Regions from separate parts of the Homo sapiens genome. Here region 1 is linked to region 2. Evidence: read pairs that join two places in POLR2A ChIA-PET (ENCODE). Cell type or tissue: GM12878. All regions are shown on one strand. Each heading gives the region's core, and the rest is flanking DNA. Links, peaks and the distances in the headings are about the cores only.

Region 1 (4,390 bases), core at 1-4,000, 200 kb before region 2:
TGGGGGCTGGGGCTCAGGGTAACTCAAGGGGACTGCCAACCCCTGGTTTGTGGGTGCTCTTGGAGGCATTCCTCCGCTTGCTCCGGGGAGGAGGCTGGGATGGGAAAGGCCGGGAACCTGGGAGAGATCCCATGCTAACTGCTTGGACAGCCGCAGGAGCAAGGCCTCCTTTTGCCAGGGCCGCACGTTGCTCTTGTCCATGTTGGCTGGGGGTGGTGGGGGACAGACAGAGCTCAGCAGACCTGAGCTTGAGCGAGGGCTCCGGCTGCTCAGGACTGAAGTGTCCCAGGAACTGGAGGGCCTGGTCAAAGATCACAGCCTGGTGGGAGTGACCTCCCTCATTTCGTGCTCACTGCCTTGGGGGGCGGGGGTGAGACCTGGGGAGGGGAGGCGCCAGTTCCCACCGCCTCTGTAATTTTTCAGTTACAGCCTCTTGGGGGCCTCTAATTAGGACGGGGCAGAGCCGCCACGACCACCCGGGCAGGCGAGGAGGAGTGGCCCAGCGCCCCCTTCGGGCCTGGACCTGAGCTGGAAGGCTGAGCTGGGCCCCAGGGAACCAGGAAAGGAGGGGCCGGAGCTGGGGATGAACCAGGGGGTCGCGGAGGGGGCGGAGGGAACGCTACGCACCGCCCCCGGTCCCCGCTCTCACGTTCCCCTAACTCAAACCAGACGTCCCCGCCAGATCCTGCACAGCTTTAACCTCGGAGACGCCGTCGGGCAGGTTTGCTGGATGCCAATGAGGGTTGCGAGGCGGCCCAGACGGCTGAGTCTGGGAAGGAGGTGAGGAAGCCTGGGGAGCGACAAGGCCTGCAGAGACGGGATGGTCTGGAGTCCCCTCCGTGACCTCGGGTAGGGATCTAGAGCGCCTCGAGGGCAGGAAACAGTTAAATACACTGCAGTCGGAGGCGGGGGATGGGAGTGGGGAAGGGGGCCCAGAGCCGGCTCTTTGTCATCTGGTAATGAGCACCAGATGCGGAGCTGCGTGCGGGCCTAAACAGACGGCCTCCCAGGGCAGAGCCCCGGCCTGCGCCCAGCCCGGGCTCAGCCCACTTACTCGCAGGCCCCGCCTCATTCGGGCGCGGCGGCGAACTGCATACTCCAGCGGTATCAGCCCGGACCTGGGAGCTACGAGCCACGCCTACTCGCTGCAGAACAGAAGAGAGCCCCCGGGAGCTCTCCAGAGGCCCCGCCCACAAAGCCACAAGCCCCGCCCCTGCCAACTCAAAGATTCCAGCAGCGATTGTGCCCGCCCCCTGCCCTCTTGGCCCCGCCCAGTCCCCCGCCCACAACCTACAAGCCCCACCTCCTCCGCTCGGCGCGCGCAGATTGGCGGAACTATTAGTCTCGGCTTCTAGGAGGTATGAACTTCGCCCCGAGTTTACACATTCTCTTCACGCGGCGCTACAGGCCCCGCCCAACACAACTGCAAGCTTCGCCTCACAGAGCCCTGGACACTGCAGGGAATCCCTCAGAGGTCTTAACTCTGTTGGGGGATGATGTAAACTCCGCCCTCCAGGGAAACGTGTGAAGTTCCCCTCAACCTCCTCTTCAGGCTCCGTCCCCAGCTACAAGCTCCGCCCCCTCTCAAGCTCACAAAAGTGGAAGAACTGCGCCCTCGTAGGACTGTCACACCTCACACATCGAGCGGAGGTAGCGGTTCACCTACACGGAGCCCCGCCCCCGGGGCCGCCCACGAAAGATGCAAGCCACGCCCCTGGGGGCCCTGGAGTCCCGCCCACCCAGAGCGCCCTGGCTGCGGCGTAGCGCACAAATACGGCTCTGCGAAGAGCGCTACCGAGCGAGCCTCTTATCGCACGCCCCGCCCACACTCAGGCTCACCCTCTTGGCGCAAGCACCGCCCACTCCACCCCTGGGTCCCTTACCACCTTCGCGATATGCCCAGATCCACCAGTCCTCCGAACCCCTCATCTCTCACCACGATGCCCTTGAACCTGGCCCTGGAGCCCTCTTCTTCCTCCACCTACGGTTTCCGTTTGTCCAGATTTCGGGTTCTCTGGGCGAGCCCGGAGACTGGGCCCGGACAGCCGGGCAGATGGCGTCGATGGGCCTTTGGCGCCACCTGGCCTCGGCCCCACGGACTTACAGCCACCGCGAGGCCTCGGTAGGGCCTCTCTCTCAAAGCGTACTAATTGCTCAGTAAATAGAAATAGCTGCTTAATTCGTTAAATGTTAGTGTTACTTAAATATCTGCCGACTCCCCCCACGGGACAGCCCATCCTTTCGCAGATGCCTTTCGTCGTATGTGGAAATTCGTCCCTAAGGGAGCTTCGCACTGGCCCTCGAGCCACCCTATGAGCTGAGCGCCCCTGACAATCTCTAAAGTGGCTGGCTGGTCGAACTCTTGCTGTCTCTCCCCGACAAATCCTTTCGCCTGGAGGGCGAAAGCATCGCCTCTCATCTGGCGGCCTAGAATTCCTAGGACCAGGTTTCCCCCGCCCCCACCTAGTGCTCCAAAGGCTAGACACCTTCCCTGGGGGCTGTGTTGCGAAGGGGTGGGTTTGGGCGGGGAAGCCCTCAATTAGGAGCTGAAGGTCGTAGTTTTTAGGGACAGTGTCTCAAGGGAGACCCTATCTCAGCTCTCATCTCTACCTCTGAAAATAACAGCCTGGAGGGCAGGAGACGCTGAAGTTCAGGGCTAGGAACCCAGTAAAATATTTTTCAAACATTAGTGGGACAGACAGGGAGCAACCCTTGAGGAGGAAGGGAGTTGACACCACTGAGCTCCAGTTGGGCCCTTTGCTTCCTGCCTTAGCTGCCAACCTTGCCCTTACCCACCTCCGGGCAAATCAGGCCTGGGGAGAGGGATACTTTCCAGACCAGGTTCCAATGCTCGTGCACTAGCCATTACAAATGTAAATAGGGTTTAGCGCTAAATACTGACGATAATAATAGTGAATGCTTGAAGCACTTCTGTTTTGTTTTTGTTTTTGTTTTTTGTTTTTGTTTTTGTTTTTTCGAGACGGAGTTTCTCTCTTGTTGCTCAGGCTGGAGTGCAATAGCGCCATCTCGGCTCACTGCAACCTCCGCCTCCCAGGTTCAAGCGATTCTCCTGCCGCAGCCTCCCAAGTAGCTGGGATTACAGGCACCCACAACCACGCCCGGCTAATTTTTGTATTTTTAATACAGACGGGGTTTCACTATGTTGGTCAGGCTGGTTTCGAACTCTTCGCCTCAGGTGATCCACCCACCTCAGCCTCCCGAAGTGCTGGGATTACAGGCATGAGCCACCATGCCCAGCCTTGAAGCACTTCTTACATGCCCGGTCCTTTTTTAAGGGCTTTACTTGGCTTAATCCATGTAAGATTCATAACAACCTCCAAGAAGTAAGTGCCGTTCTTACCACAATTTACAGAGTAGGAAGCTGAAGGCACTTGCCTAACTGCATTAAGCCATCTGCCCTAGTTGACCAACTAGTAAGTGGGGGTTTGAACCCAGGCAGATCCTGTGATCTTTACCCCCTACAGCAAAGCCAGTCCATATGTGATAGCCAAGTCTCTAATCAGAAAATGCCCACACCTGGCCAGACGCGGTGACTCACGCCTGTAATCCCAGCACTTCGGGAGGCTGAGGCGTGGGGAATGACTTAAGGTCAGGAGTTCGAGGCCAGCCTGGCCAACATGGCGAAACCATGTCTCTACTAAAAATACAAAAATTAGCCAGGCATGGTGAGGGTACCTGTAATCCCAGCTACTCAGGAGGCTGAGGCAGGAGAATCGCTTGAACCCAGAAGGTGGAGGTTGCAGTGAGCTGCACTCCAGCCTGGGTGACGAGTGAAACTCTGTTTAAAAAAAGAAAAGAAAAGAAAATGCCCACACCCTGGGAAACTCACTTTTAAGGGTGAGGCTGCAAGACGCAGACTCTCAGAGAGGCTGACGGCACTGAGATTGACCAGAGAGATTGAAGCCTTCTTCCCCCAAGGAGAGTTTGTCGTCTGTGGCTTTGGCAGGTGATGCTGGTAAATAAAGCATTTGCTGGGATCGTGGGATCTGGACCATGTGCCCAGGCGAGGTGCGGCCTTGGGGCATCTGTTGGCTCATGTGTTAGCCTGGTTTCAGTGAGTCCAGTGATTTTTCTGGGAGGCCAACTAGCACAGTGGTAAGAGCTAGCACTCTGCATCAGCCTTGTTTGCATGCCAGCTCCACTGCTTAATGGCTGGGGGAGCTCAGGGACATTCCTTTATTGCTCTATGTTTGCCTCCTCATTTGAAAAGCAGAGATACTATAGAGGAGGAAGGATTCTATATGAGGAAAACTAAGGTTTCCTGCTTGAAGCCTATGAGTATCTTCAGGATGGTGCAGGAAGCTGCTATCAAAGACACCATCTGCTTTAGCTGGCTCTGGGGATCCCTGAAGACAGAGTCCAGAAACTG
Region 2 (4,920 bases), core at 457-4,456:
CCGGCCCCTGGCTGGAAATTCTTATCTTTATACAGACACTAGGTAGCAGCTCAAGGTCTTGATAGTGGCTCAATGGCATACACATAACAGGTTAAATCAGTGGTTCACCTGTGTGTAGCATCTGTTAACCATCTATGCTGTTTATGTTCCATAAATATGCACCAACCCCTTAGTCTATTCTCTTTACTTATACCTACCTCAAAGCCAGGCATCTGATTACTTGTTTAGACTAACGTAGATGAATAATCCAAACATACGTTTAAAATGACCCCCACATGTGCCAAAAAGGCTTCAGGGTACCCTGGGGTTCTACAGAACACAAATGGAAAAAACATCCTACAAACACTAGTCTCAAAAGTGAATGACAGCTTCAAATAATTTAAAGCCACAATTACCAGATATAATAGGGAGATATGTGGAAAGTCTACCGCATCATTATCACATAAAGCATCAAAGAGGAAACAAACATCTTTTTTTTTTCTTTTTTTTTGAGATGGCATTTCACTCTTGTTGCCCAGGCTGGAGTGCAATGGCGCAATCTCGGCTCACTGCAACCTCACCTCCTGGGTTCAAGCAATTCTCCTGCCTCAGCCTCCCAAGTAGCTGGAATTACAGGCATGCGCCACTATGCCCAGCTAATTTTGTATTTTTAGTAGAGATGGGGTTTCTCCATGTTGGTCAGGCTGGTCGCGAACTCCCGACCTCAGGTGATCCGCCTGCCTCGGCCTCCCAAAGTGCTGGGATTACAGGCATGGGCCACCACGCCCGGCCATAACAAACATCTTTTAATCACATGTTGAGGGCTGGTCTTGTAACTCTAATGAGGGGTCCTTAACCTTTTCTTTTTCTTTCTTTTCTCTCTTTTTTTTTTTTTTGAGATGGAGTTTTCCTCTTATTGCCCAGTCTAGAGTGCAGTGGTGCGATCTCGGCTCACTGCAACCTCTCCTCCTGGGTTCAAGCGATTCTCTTGACTCAGCCTCCTGAGTAGCTGGGATTACAGGTGCCCGCCACCATGCCCAGCTAATGTTTGTATTTTTAGGAGAGACACGATTTCACCATGTTGGCTAGGCTGGCTTCAAACTCCTGACCTCAAGTGATCTATCCACCTAGGCCTCCCAAAGTGCTGGGATTACAGGTGTGAACCACTGCGCCCAGCCTCCTTAACCCTTTCAATGCCAGGGTCCCTTTGGCAGTCTGGAGAAGTCAGAGGACCCCTTCTCAGAGCAATGCTTTAATGCATAATACACATCGTTTTTAAAAGGAAACAATTTATAATAATAAAGCCACAGTACTACTCCTGACACTTCCTGTCTTCTTCCCCTGCTTAGTTTTTTCTACCCAGCATTTGTCCCTACTGAATTCACTATATACTGCCCTTTATTTGTGTTATCTTATTTAGTATATGTCTCCCCAACTAGAATCTGAGTTGTTTTTTTTTTTGTTTTTGAGATGGAGTCTCACTTGGTCACCCAGGCTGGAGTGCAGTTGCACGATCTTAGCTCACTGCAAACTCCACCTCCCAGGCTCAAGTGATCCTCTCACCCCAGTCTTATGAGTAGCTGGGACCACAGACACACACCACCACGCCTGGCTAATATCTTGTATTTTTGGTAGAGATGTGATTTCAACATGTTGCCCAGGCTGGTCTTGAACTCCTGAGCTCAAGTAATCCACCTGCCTCAGCCAAAGTGCTGGGATTACAGGCGTGAGCCACTGTGCCCAGCTAGAATCTAAGTTCTATGAAGGCAGAGATGTTCATCTATTTTGTTCACCACTCTATTTCCAAAAAGCTAGAAAACTGCCTGGTATAGAATAGTTGCTCGTAAGCATTTGTGGGATTATTAAATGAACTTTATGTCTCATAAGAGCTGTTTTCTAGCATTAATCAAAGGCAGTTCTTCTAGGTTCTCACAACCTTAGGAAAGATAATATGTAATACTTCGTATTTACAAACAGCTTTTGGTGAGCACTGGAACCCTTTTGTAGACAGTCTCATTCAACCACAGTAGACCTAATATCTAACGACTGAGGGCAAAGAAGGGATGTGAGATGAGCAGTCAAATGCTTTCAGGCCAGAGAACAAAATAGATGACCCAGGCCCCTGCTTATTCGCTCTGCCCTTTGCCCCTGGAGCTTTAGCTGCTTTGCTTAGAGGACAGTCTCTCCCTCACTGAAGATACCTAATTGCACATTAGCAATAGGAAGGTTTCACTGGACCCAACCAGACTCATTCATAACAAATAGCGACACATTCCTTTGCAACAAGGTTCTAGGATTTCCAACTTCTTGCCAAGGCAATTCTTAAATAGAGGAAATGGCTTTCTTTTCAAATTCATCTTAATCACAATAAGTTAAAAGGTTAACAAGAATTTAAAACCCTCAGATATGACAGCTGCCTATATTATTTGTCTAAGAGGAAGAAAGCTTAAAGTCAAGATAACTGAAACCGCCAGAGAACAAAATAATCTCTAACAACTGCAACGCCTTCGTGCTTTAAGCGTACTTGTAACAAATTGAAAAGGAAAACCAGAAACCAAAAAAAGAAGGGGAGGAGGGAAGGTGAGGTTAATACCGAGGTCAGCTAATACGAAAGAAAAACAGGGTCTCAGGCTGTCTCATAACTAAACATGCAGGCAAAACCTAACAGGAAGGCAATTTTGGTCCTTCTTGGGTAGCTAAGACAAATGTCAGCCTGCTCTGCAGTCCCACTATTTGCTGAAAAGCAGGGCTGAAGAAATATACTTACCTCATGTGGGGTTTTGAAAGATTCAAATCCATCTACCTGAAATATAACTAATTCTGCTTAAACATCAGAATTTTCCATATTTGTGCATCTCCATATACAGGGCAAGGAGATGGAAAGACAGGTTTCTTGCTTGTTTTAAATATTTTGAGTGCTAATAAACCAGCAACTGCTGGTCACCAGTAGAGGCTGGTAGAAAGTTCCACAGAAATTAGTGTATTAGCAGGATTTCAAACTGAAAAAGGGAGAGAGAAAAAACATTTTTCACAAATGCTTGGCTCCAGCTCCATGGGAAAACATTAATTTAAAGCACTCATTATAACCAACTGCTGATCATGTTACAACCAAAGGTCACTGTTCTAGTTTTTTTTTTTTTTTTTTTTTGAGATAGGGTCTCGCTCTATTACCTGGGCTGGAGTGCAGTGGCACAATCACAGCTCACTGCAGCCTTGACCTCCCAGGCTCAAGCAATCCTCCCACCGCAGCCTCCCAAGTAGCTGGGACCACAGCCATGAGCCAGCATGCCCGGCTAATTTTTGTATTTTTTTTTTGTAGAGATGGGGTCTCCCTATGTTACCCAGGCTGGTCTCTGACTCCTGGGTGCAAATGATCCTCCCACCTCAGCCTACTAAAGTGCTGGGATTACAAGTGTGAGCCACCACACCTGGCTTATGGTTCTAGTTCTAATCCTTAGAGATGTATGCTTCTTTTGAATGAGGTATACAAACTGTAAGAAAATTATGTAACCACTTATAGTGCTTTTGGTTTATAATCATACCTAAAAAGAAAGCCCTGAAGACACAATGCTAATGAAGTCCGCAGTCACAGAGAACTTACATTCAACTTTTTCTTCTGAAACAAAGTTTTCAGTGTAGTTCTAACATTACAGTATCAGTGAGGCACTTCCCACCCTAATAAGCTTTTTTAAAAGCTAGAATAATTATATAACTAAATAAGAAATGAAAGACCCTAAAAACACAAATTATTTGCATTTTCTAAATTCATTTTTTGACTATTAGAGTGAAAATTAGAAATAAATGTCCATTTAGTAGGATTAGTTAAATAAACTGTGTTTTCTCTATTCTATGGCATACTAAGCAGCCATTAAAAAGTATGAGATAGGCCTGTAAGTACAAAAACAGAAAAATCCCCAAGGTACTTTTTTTTTTTTTTTTGAGGCGGAGTCTTGCTCTGTCGCCCAGGCTGGAGTGCAGTGGTGGGATCTCAGCTCACTGCAACCTCTGCCTCCTGGGTTCATGCCATTTCCCTGCCTCAGCCTCCCGAGTAGCTGTGACTATAGGCGTCCGCCACTACTCCCGGCTAATTTTTTGTATTTTTAGTAGAGACGGGGTTTCACCGTGTTAGCCAGGATGGTCTCGATCTCTTGACCTTGTGATCCGCCCGCCTCGGCCTCCCAAAGTGCTGGGATTACAGGCGTGAGACACCGCACCCAGCCCCCAAGATACGTTTTTATGTGAAAAAAAAACAAGCTGAACAACTCATAGTGATTCTGCTTACGTAAACAATGTCTATGTATCTGTACACATGTCCTATGTCAATGCTTAGGAAAAGATCTGGAAGAATGTCTGCCGAACTCTTAATCGTATTTTTGTCTGGGGAGGTGGAGAGATGCAAAAGAGCTTCAGTGGCACTTTCACATCATACCCTATGTGTTTGCTTGAGTACTTTATGAGGCTGTGGTCATATATCACTTGCAAAATAATGTATTAATAAAGGAAGAAAGGACTGGGTGATTCTGTGAACTAAAGGGAGGAAAAATAAAAGATGAAAATTAGACTTGATACTAAATAAAGTATATTAATGTCAGAGCAAGAGTTTGATCACGAGACAGTCAACTATTCATCAAATCTCTATACAGCTTTCAGTTCAGCTGCTGTATTAACAGGAACAGGAGGAATCCTAAACATAAAGACTACAACTTCTGAAGAGGAAGTCTGATCAAAGTATACAAGTCATCATACCGAAAGGAACTGAGAGTTTAAAATATACTCTTATGTCTTCTTGTCAAACTACATGTGCTGCAAACATTTTTTTTCCTTGCTTGTTACGTTGTAAAAGTATCTGTTTGGAGATACTTAGTCTTTGAGGTGGAGACCCAACTAGCCTTGATGGTAAGTAAGTTCCAATAGCATATCTGAAGATAACCAATAACCCTG

The links. ChIA-PET counts read pairs that join two places held together with the same protein. Peaks named below come from ENCODE experiments on the same cell type or tissue, not always from the same donor. Only the 100,000 strongest peaks of a DNase experiment are listed, where the experiment ranks them.
Region 1: POLR2A ChIA-PET joins it to region 2 with 6 read pairs; 6 of 35 experiments call an interaction of 5 or more read pairs at or near these places.

The regions. Positions count from the first base shown.
Region 1 is chr11:66,309,657-66,314,046 of GRCh38, reverse strand. No RefSeq gene overlaps it. Among named protein-coding and RNA genes, the nearest start is that of CD248, 5.2 kb to the left of the region's middle. RefSeq lists a silencer at 1,597-1,846. In GM12878, for the core only: a CTCF peak has its summit at 2,078; a DNase peak (open chromatin) is centred at 1,676; H3K4me3 peaks cover 1,538 bases; H3K27ac peaks cover 704 bases.
Region 2 is chr11:66,113,416-66,118,335 of GRCh38, reverse strand. The region is part of intron 1 of PACS1 (phosphofurin acidic cluster sorting protein 1); the gene reads right to left. Among named protein-coding and RNA genes, the nearest start is that of PACS1, 46 kb to the right of the region's middle. RefSeq lists an enhancer at 4,917-4,920. In GM12878, for the core only: no CTCF peak of the experiment used is centred there; a DNase peak (open chromatin) is centred at 2,565; H3K4me3 peaks cover 2,224 bases; H3K27ac peaks cover 3,683 bases.